Linked DNA regions of Homo sapiens: region 2 is linked to region 1. Evidence: chromatin contacts called from ENCODE Hi-C or POLR2A ChIA-PET data. All regions are on one chromosome and are shown on one strand. Each heading gives the region's core, a stretch centred on a gene start or an enhancer-like site at or near the end of the contact. The rest is flanking DNA. Distances are from core to core; before and after follow the strand shown.

Region 1 (4,846 bases), core at 247-2,746:
GGTCAGGAGTTCAAGACCAGCCTGGCCAACATGGTGAAACCCCAACTCTACTAAAATACAAAAATTAGGCTGGGCACAGTAGTGGTTCACGCCTGTAATCCCAGCAGTTTGAGAGGCCGAGGTGGGCGGATCACTTGAGGTCAGGAGTTTGAGACCAGCCTGGCCAACATGGTGGAACCCCGTCTCTACTAAAAATACAAAAATTAGCCTGGCATGGTGGCGAATGCCAGTAACTGTGGTCCCAGCTACTGGTGAGGCTGAGGCAGGAGAATCACTTGCACCGGGGAGGTGGAGGTTGCAGTGAGCTGAGATTGTGCCACTGCACTCCAGCCTGGGTGACAGGGCGACACTCCATCTTAAAAAATAAATAAATAAATAAATAATTTTTAAAAATGAAAGTAGTTACATTTAGTAGAAGTCACACTTTCTGATTTTTGGTTTTGCGTGTTTCCTACACGCAAATGCATAGTTTCCTACCCACCACTATGATCAAGATATGATTTAAAGAAAAAATAAAACAGGCCGGGTACGGTGGCTCACGCCTGTAATTCCAGCACTTTGGGAGGCCAAGGTGGGCGGATCACCTGAAGTCGGGAGTTCGACAGCAGCCTGACCAACATGGAGAAACCTTGTCTCTACTAAAAATACAAAATTAACCGGGCGTGGTGGCGCATGCCTGTAATCCCAGCTACTCGGGAGGCTAAGACACGAGAATCGCTTGAACCCAGGCGGCGGAGGTTGCGGTGGGCCGAGATCGCGCCATTGCACTCCAGCCTGGGCAACAAGAGCGAAACTGTCTCAAAAATAAATAAATAGATAAATAATAAATAAAACCAAAGCAAAATAAAAAAGATATGAATTAGTTCCTTCATTTCCAATGCCCCCCATGCCTCTTGGTGGTCAACCCAGCCCCTAGGAGCCACTGATCTATGTTGCCATAGTCTTACCTGTGACATGTCATAGAAATGGGATAACCCTGCCTTTTGAGCCTGGCTTCTTTGCACTGCAGCCAATTTTCTCTTGCTGAGATTATCCAGCTAAATTTACATAGGATCTGGCCCGGCACAGCGACCCCTTTCGGCCAGGTGCGAAACGGCAGGCCCGACGGTCCCCACGCAGCTCCTAAGAGGATCAACAGAGGGCGCAGTGCGCCCGGAACGCCCAGCCCCTGCGAAAGCGGAGGCTCCTCTCTCGGTCCCTGCGGGACAGCTCAGTTCTCATAGGCCAGAGGCGTGGCTTGGGGGCGGGCCAGGGGAATCCCACCTCCCCTTGCATGCTCAAGCGCGCCGGGCGATGGTAGGCGGTCTCACCCGCAGGCGGTGGAAGTCAGGGGCGCGGCTGCGGCCCCGCCCCTTCCCGGACTCGCCCCGCCCGTCCCCTCGCCGCGCATGTTCCCAGACGCCTCAGGCCATGGCGCGCGCGCTCCCGCCAGCACGCACGTCTGGCCCCGCCCCCGCGCCTGGCGCCCGCGCGCTCTCTCGCACGATCTGCTCCCGGACTCCTTCAGCGCGCTGCCTGCCTGCCCAGGGCCTTCCCGGAGAGCAGGTGACGGCGGCCTCCGGGCATGGAGCTCGCGCTGACGAAAGGTTCTGGAAGCCGCCGTAAAAAGTAATCAAGAAACGGGTGACAGGACTTTTCGTAAGACATTTAATTTTTACCCAGAGTATCCGAAACATTGCCGTGTCAATCTCAGTGCGATGGGAGACTGCCGGCCCCAAGGAGCTGCTCGTCCTTCTGCCGAGTTCCGGCCCGGACCCGCGGAGGAGGAGACCGCCGCGCCGGAGCTCGGACCTGACGTTTTTGTGAAGCACAGGGGGCGTGGGAGGGACCGGATCAATGCGGCACTCAACAAAACCTGTTTTTAAAAGAGTCGTGCTGTGTCGCCCAGGCTGGAGTGCAGTGACGCGATCTCGGCTCACTGCAGCCTCCACCTTCCGGGCTCAAGCGAGCCTCCCGCCTCAGCCTCCTGAGTAGCTGGGATTACAGGCACACACCTCCAGCTCGGCTGTTTTATTTATTTATTTTTTTTTTGAGACGTAATTTAGCTCATGTTGACCAGGCTGGAGTGCAGTGGCGCGATCTGGGCTCACCGCAACCCCCGCCTCCCGGGTTCAAGCGATTTTCCGCCTCAGCCTCCTGAGTAGCTGGGGTTGCAGGCATGCGCCACCACGCCCGGCTAATTTTGTACTTATAGTAGAGACGGGGTTTCTCCATGTTGGTCAGGCTGGTCTCGAACTCCCGACCTCAGGTGCTCCGCCCGCCTTGGCCTCCCAAAGTGCTGGGATTACAGGCGTGAGCCACCTCTCCAGGGCCAAAAGCCTTTTATTGGAGTACTGGGTAACACATTCAGAAGAGGGTGCATAGCTTAGGCGCTCCGTGAATTTTCACAAACTGAACATACACCCAGGTAGCCAACACCCCCAGCAAGCCCCAGAATCCCCTCATGCTTGCTTTCTGCCACTATCAAGCAGTTTGCTTTCTTTCAGATTTTTAAGTTTTGAAATAATTATTGAAATGTACAGGGAGAAGTCTGGGTTGGTGGTTCTAACCTGTAGTCTCAGCTACTAGAGAGGCTGAAGGGGGAAGATGGCTTTAGCCCTGGATTTCTAGACTAGCCTGGACAACATAGCAAGACCTCATCTCTATTTGTTTTTGAGACAGAGCCTCGGTCTGTCACCCATGCTGGAGCGCAGTGGACCTCCGCCTCCCGGGTTCAAGTGATTCTTCTTTCTCAGCCTCCCGAGTTATTTGGGATTACAGGTGTGCGCCACCACGCCCAGCTAATTTTTTTGTATTTTTAGTAGAGACGGGTTTCACCATGTTGGCCAGGCTGGTCTTAAACTTCTGACTTAAGGTGATCTGCCCGTCTCGGCCTCCCAAAGTGCTGGGATTACGACGTCAGCCACTGCTCTTGGCCTATCTTTTTTTTTTTTTTTTTTTTTAAAAGAAAGAGATGTATAGGGAGATCACCCAGTATCCCTCAGTGTTAACATCTTGCATAGCTACAGTTAGCATAGAAGCCAGGTAATTGACATTGGTACTGTACATGGGACTTACTCAGATTTACACGTTTTTTAATGTTTTATGTGTATGTAGTTCTCTATTCTCTACCATTTTTATGAGAGTTCCAGTTGCCTTGCATTCCCACCAGCACTTAGTATTGTCAGATTTATCATTATTTAGGTATTCTGGTAGGTGTATGGTGGAATCTCACCATAGTTTTAATTTCTTCTCTTTTTTTAAAAAATAGGAACAAGGTCTCACCATGCTGCCCAAGCTGGTCTGAAAACTCTTGTCCTCAGGCAGTCCTCCCACCTCGGCCTCCCAAAGATCTGAGATTACAGGCATGAGCCACCACACCTGGCCTTGGTTTTAATTCCTGTCACAGTATATTAGTTTTCGCTGTTGTGTATTGATTGATTGAGACAGGGTCTCGCTCTGTTGCCCAGGCTGGAGTGCAGGGGCATGATCCCAGCTCACTGCAACCTCCACCTCTTGGATTCAAGTGATTCTCCCGTCTCAGCCTCCCGAGTAACAGGAACCACAGGTGTGTGCCAGCACGCCTGGCTAATTTTTTTTTTTTTTTTCTTGAGGTGGAGTTTCACTGTTGTTGCCCAGGTTGGAGTGCAGTGGCACAATCTCAGCTCACTGCAACCTCTGCCTCCTGGGTTCAAGTGATTCTCCTGCTTCAGCCTCACGAGTTGTTGGGATTACAGGCGCCCGCCACCACGCCCAGGTAATTTTTGTTTAGTAGAGACGGGGTTTCACCATGTTGGCCTGGCTGGTCTCGAACTCCTGACCTCAGGTGATCCACCCACCTCGGCCTCCCAAAGTTGTGGGATTGCAGGCGTGAGCCACTGCGCCTGGCCTAATTTTTCAATTTTTTGGTGGAGATAGGGTTTCACCATGTTGGCCAGGCTGGAGTTTTGCCTGTTCTAGAAGCTTGTATCAGTCATACAACACGTAAGTTCTTTTTGTCTAGCTTCTTTTGCTCAACACAATATCTCTGAGATTTATTTATGTTTTTATGTAAACATAAATGTTCATTTTTCTTGCTAAGTACTATTTCATTGTATGAATAGACCACAGTTTGTTTATCCATTCACCTAGTGGTGGACATTTTATTTATTTTTATTTATTTATTTATTTATTTATTTTTGAGACAGAGTCTTGCTCTGTCGCCCAGGCTGGAGTGCAATAGCTCAATCTCAGCTCACTGCAGCCTCTGCCTCCCAGGTTCAAGCCATTCTCCTGTCTCAGCCTCCCGAGTAGCTGGGATTACAGGCACACACCACGACACCCTGCTACTTTTTGTATTTTTAGTAGAGACAGGGTTTCACCATGTTGGTCAGGCTGGTCTTGAACTCCTGGCCTCGTGATCCATCCACCTCGGCCTCCCAAAGTGCTGGGATTACAGGCATGAGCCACCGCACCTGGCCATGGTGGACATTTATGTTGTTTCCAACTTAGGGCTATTATAACTAGATTTTAGTAGCTACCATCCCCCAAATGCATGGTACCAATTTTCTCTCCTACCAACAGCATGTAAGGTGACAGTTCAGGAGAAGTGTCCTAAGCATGTGTCATGGACCCTGTTTGGGGGGTGATTTCTTTGAGGCGGGGCCAGGCATTCTTGGTTCTCTGTGGCCTCCCCTGCCCTATTTTTTTTTTTTTAGATGAAGTTTCACTTTTGTCACCCAGGCTGGAGTGCAGTGGTGCTATCCCGGCTCACTGCAACCTCCGCCTCCTGGGTTCAAGCGATTCTCCTGCCTCAGCCTCCCGAGTAACTGGGATTACAGGCATGCACCACCGTGCTCAGCTAATTTTTGTATTGTTAGTACAGACA
Region 2 (4,867 bases), core at 2,368-4,867, 510 kb before region 1:
CTGTGATTACAGGCGTGAGCCACCGCACCTGGCCTATTTAAGATTATTTATTAAAACATTTGGTAGGTTTTAATACTTCATGAATACAAATTCAAAATAATGGCTTTTGTTGTTGTTTTTAAAAAGCACATTAATGGCCAGGCGCGGTGGCTCACACCTGATAATTCCAGCACTTTGGGAGGCCAAGGAGGGTGGATCACCTGAGATCAGGAGTTCAAGACCAGCCTGGCCAACATGGTGAAGACCCGTCTCTACTGAAAATACGAAAATTAGCTGGGTGTGGTGGTGCATGCCTGTAATCCCAGGTACTTGGGAGGCTGAGGCAGGAGAATCGCTTGAACTCAGGAGGCGGAGGTCTCAGTGAGCCCAGATTGCGCCACTGCACTCCAGCCTGGGCAACAGTGAGAGTCTGTCTCAAAAAAAAATAAAATAAGTAAAAATAAATAAAAAAATATAAATAAATATAAAAATATAAATATATAAATTAAAAATAAATAAAAAGCACATTAAAACTTGCAGTTTTTGCCCCCTGAACCTTCCCCCCATCACATCCCTCTTCAACGTTTGCCCCATCACCATCCTGAATTTGGTGTTCATCCAAGTCCCAAACATTTCTTTGAACCGCATACATGTCTCTAAATCATATGTAGAATTGTTTTGCATTTTCAAAATTTATGAAAATTGTATCATATTGCCACTTGCCTTTTTTTGTTTGGCATAGCCTCCGTGAGATTTATCCATCATTCTCCTGTTGACTAACATTTAGACTGTTTTCGGTTTTGCCATTACAAACAACACTGCCCTGAACACAGAGGTAGTCTTTATTACTAACAGAATTAGGACATATTAAGCCTATATGTGTCTGACGTTCTGTTCTGTCTCTTTACCATAATGGTGCCTACTGCAGGTGATGTTACCATCCCCATTGTACAAAGGAGTTATCCTTGTCTCCCTCCTCCACCCCAAGCTAATCAACCACCAAGCACTGTTGAATGTGCTCCAGGAATCTTGGCCAGATCCTTGTCAGTGACTACCACCATCACTAGTTACCCCAACTCTGGACCACTCCAGGAGCTTCCAGCTAGTCTCACTGCTCCTCTCCAGTCTTTCTGAGATCTGTACTCCACAAAGCTTCTTATCTGATCACGATGCTATCCTACTTAAAACCCCAAACTCTATTGACTCCAAGGATAAAATCCTTAATCCTCACCAGAGTCTCCAAGTATGGTCAGGCCTTGCCCATCCCTCCAGCCACATCTCCCAATCTCTGGTCTCCATTCTGTTCCTCAAACGCACCGTGTTCTCTCCGGCCCCAGGACCTTTGCACTTTTCACTCCTGCTGTCTGGAATCCTCCCCACCGGTTCCCCAGGTTAACCCTAGGCTGCTCAACTGTCACTTCCACCCTGAAGGTATCAGGTTCCCTCTTTTACGCCGCTTGCTAACATTTGCCAAAGAAGTGATTAAACAATTCTTCGTGCAATTTTGTCCACTGTATGCCTCTCATGGTAATTTTGTCCACTGTATGCCTCTCATGGCAAGCTCCATGAAAGCAGGCACCTGCCACCACTCCATCACCCGAGCGCCTAGTTAAGGGGGCAGTTGGGAGGACTCAACGTGCAGCGTTTATGCATTTATTATGCCTGGATGAATGGTCTTGAATGAGTTACAACCTTGAGGGTTAATGTCCCCCATTAACAGATATGGAAACTGAGGTTCAGGGCGCGCAAGGGAACCGCCCGCAGTCTCGACGACAAGGACGCTGCCACCGGGAGACTGCAGCCCCTTCCTCCGAGCCCCTGGCAGTGCCGCCACTTGAGGAGACCCTCCAGGCCGCCAACCCACCCCCTCTAGAGCGCCCAGGAATCTGCCTCCGGGGAGGGCGCGGGGCGCTCTGGGAAATGTAGTCCTGCCAGCTTCCTGAATCCGGCGTCCCCAAATTTGTTTCCGGCGGGCTGAGTCCTAGCCGATGCTTTGGGAAAGACGCGCGAGATTCCGGGGGTAGATCCGGGATGCGAGGCGGGGCGCGCATGCGGGGCGGAGCTTGTGCGGGGCGGGGCGTACGTTGAGTGTACGCCTGCTGTGTATGCTGCGTTGCTGCTCACCCGAACTCGGTGCTGGGACTCTTTCCTGGGCACCCCAGGCAGAGGGAAACTCCGGATCATGTTCAACCAAAGAGGAAAAGCAGCGAGAATCCAGCATAGGAGACGGGCCTTAGGATGCCCAAGTTAGGATTAGGGGCAAACTACGTTAACCTGGTAGTTAGGAGCTGAAGTTCTGGAATCAAAGATTTGGGTTCCAATCCCATTTCTGTACTTCCTGTTTGACCTTCTCTGGGGGGTTCAATACTTAAAACTCTCAGAGCTTCAGGGTTTTGTTTTGTTTTGTTGAACCGGTAGGTCTAGTTATAGTACCTCTATTACTAAATGAGGAAGAAACGAAGTACAAATGTGTTTTGCTTGCTTGATGCTCAAGAATTGATGCGACCGGGAGCGGTGGCTTACTCCTGTAATCTCAGCACTTTGGGAGGCTGACGTGGGTGGATTGCTTGAGGCCGTTGGAGACCAGCCTGGGCAACATGGGGAAACCCCATCTCTACTAAAAATACAAAAATTAGCCGGACCTGGTGGTTCGTGCCTGTAATCCCAACTATTCGGGAGGTTAGGTAGGAGAATTGCTTAAAACCGGGCGGCGGAGGTTGCTGTGAGCCAAGGTCGAGCCACTGCACTCTAGCCTGGGCGACAGAGTGAGACCCTGTCTCTAAATAAATAAATACATACATACAAGAATTGATACCTGGCTGGGCACACCTGTAATCCTGACACTTTGGGAAGCTGAGGCGGGAAGATTGCTTGGGCCCAGGAGTTTGAGACCAGCCTAGGCACCATGGTGGGACTTCATCTCTAACAACAACAACAAAGATTGATGCCCATTATTATGTTGTCAGAAAGAAGCAGGCAGGACAAGGGATATTTGGGGTTGGACGTTGTTGGGGGCCCTCTTGGGGGAGGGTGGGCGCAAGCACTTGGCATCTCTTCCAGTTTTATCTTGAACAACTTCTGCCTTTATTTATTTTATTTATTTATTATTTATTTATTTATTTTTTGAGATGGAGTTTCGCTCTTGTTGCCCAGGCTGGAGGACAATGGCAGGATGTCGGCTCACTGCAACCTGCGCCTTAGCCTCCTGAGTAGCTAGGATTACAGGCATGAACCACCACGCCCAGGTTTCTCCACGTTAGTCAGGCTGGTCTCGAACTCCCGACCTCAGGTGATCCGCCCGCGTCGGCCTCCCAAAGTGCTAGGATTACAGGTGTGAGCCACCGTGCCCGGACGACTTTGCTGGCTTTAAAGATGGAGGAGGCGGCCAGAGGAGAGCGGAGCGGGTGTGGAACAGTGACTGGGAAAGTAGCCCAGAGGCTGCAGAGTCGCCGCACGCTCGCGCGGTCACCGAGGTGCTGGACTACGTTACCCACAATGCGTGCCTTTGAGGACCACATTAACCACAGTGCACGTCGCGGACCCGCCCACTCGGCCGTGTTGCCACGCCCCCAACGGCCGGCTTAGCCAATGGTGCCACGGCTACGTTACCCACAATGCCGCCTGCGGGCCCACCCGCACGGCCTGGTTTGCACCCCTGGTTTAGGGTCTTCGGCCCCGGCTCTGGCGTCCCTGGCTGCCAAGCCTGAGGCCCGCAGTCCTACTCCCGCCGAGACCCGCCGCTCCGGTCCTGCCCCGAACTGCCCACGGCCGGCAGCGCTTCCAGTGAGTGCGGGGGGCGCGGGGACGCGGGTCCCGGCCGAAGCTTCGATTTCGCGGCCCGCGCCAGCACCCGGGTCTGTGCCGCGGCCTCGGGTACCGCTCACCCTCCACCTGAGGGATGAGACGGGAAAGCAGCCCGGCCTGGGGGTCCCAGCTCTCCCAGGACCCTGGAATTGGGGGGCTGTCGTGACCACCCACGCGGGGGTGCCTGACGGGGCCGCGTAGGGGCTTCAGGGTTCGCCAGACCTGGACACCGGGGATCAAGTTGAGGCAGAGTCTGCAGAAAGGCCCTACTTTTCATCAGATTTCCAAAGGAACCCCTTCCATATAGGACCCACTCTAATCATGGAAAATAACGATTCTCGAGCTCTGACCGCAAACATCCCTTTTAGATTGTTTTTGTTTGAGTCTCTCTCTGTCGCCCAGGCTGGAGTGCAGTGGCGCTATCTCAGTTCACTGCAACCTCCATCTCCCGGGTTCAAGCGATTCTCCTGTCTCAGCCTCCCGAGTTGCTGGGATTACAGATGTGCTACCACCATGTCGGGCTAATTTTTGTATTTTTTGTAGAGACAGGGTTCCACCACGTTGACCAGGTGGTCAACTCCTGAACTCACGTGATCTGCCCTCCTCTGCCTCCCAAAGTGCGGGGATTACAGGCGTCAGCTACTGCCCCCAGCCATCCCTTTTAGTTCTGTCAGCAACCTGTGTGTGTAGGTCCTGTTATCATCTCTGTTTGCCCAGTGAGGAAGCAAAGCCCAGAGCCCTTCAGTAAATTACCCGGGAATTAACAGGGGGTTAATAACAAAGATGACATTCATCCACTTCCTTTTCCTTTTCCATGGTGGGGTGAGCTGGCCTTGGAACCAGGGCAGGGGCTTCCCAGGCCAAAGGGCTTATCCAGCCCCAGGGCTGCCCTTCAGATGGTTTTATCGTCTCTCCACAGGGCCCTGAAAAAAACTCTCTTCCTGTGTCTGGCCAGAGGTATAGAGAGAGACAGGTTCAACTCTAAGGCCTGAAAAGGAACAAGGCCCACCGGAAGCAATGGCCACTGTCCCTGGCCTCCAGCCCCTGCCAACCTTGGAGCAGGACCTGGAACAGGAAGAGATCC

Evidence for each region. A loop is a pair of places that touch in the nucleus more often than their neighbours do. ChIA-PET counts read pairs that join two places held with the same protein, here RNA polymerase II (POLR2A). Pooled maps may share reads with other maps.
Region 2: a loop to region 1 is called in a map of natural killer cell, with 8 times the contacts of the local background. The contact joins the promoter of ZNF500 here to the promoter of LINC01569 in region 1. A Hi-C loop is called at or near these places in 1 of 168 maps with a recorded cell type or tissue (natural killer cell) and 8 of 50 pooled maps. POLR2A ChIA-PET finds 5 or more read pairs at or near these places in 1 of 52 experiments (CD4-positive, alpha-beta T cell).

What each region holds. Positions count from the first base shown.
Region 1 is chr16:4,250,439-4,255,284 of GRCh38, reverse strand. It overlaps LINC01569 (long intergenic non-protein coding RNA 1569), which reads left to right and starts at 1,496. Exons shown (of 3, transcript NR_039999.1): 1 at 1,496-1,638; 2 at 3,251-3,963. RefSeq lists a silencer at 1,228-1,487 and enhancers at 1,718-1,927, 1,992-2,614.
Region 2 is chr16:4,765,912-4,770,778 of GRCh38, reverse strand. It overlaps ZNF500 (zinc finger protein 500), which reads left to right and starts at 3,617. Exons shown (of 6, transcript NM_021646.4): 1 at 3,617-3,762; 2 at 4,703-4,867. The coding sequence starts at 4,801. RefSeq lists an enhancer at 2,299-2,378 and a silencer at 3,571-3,870.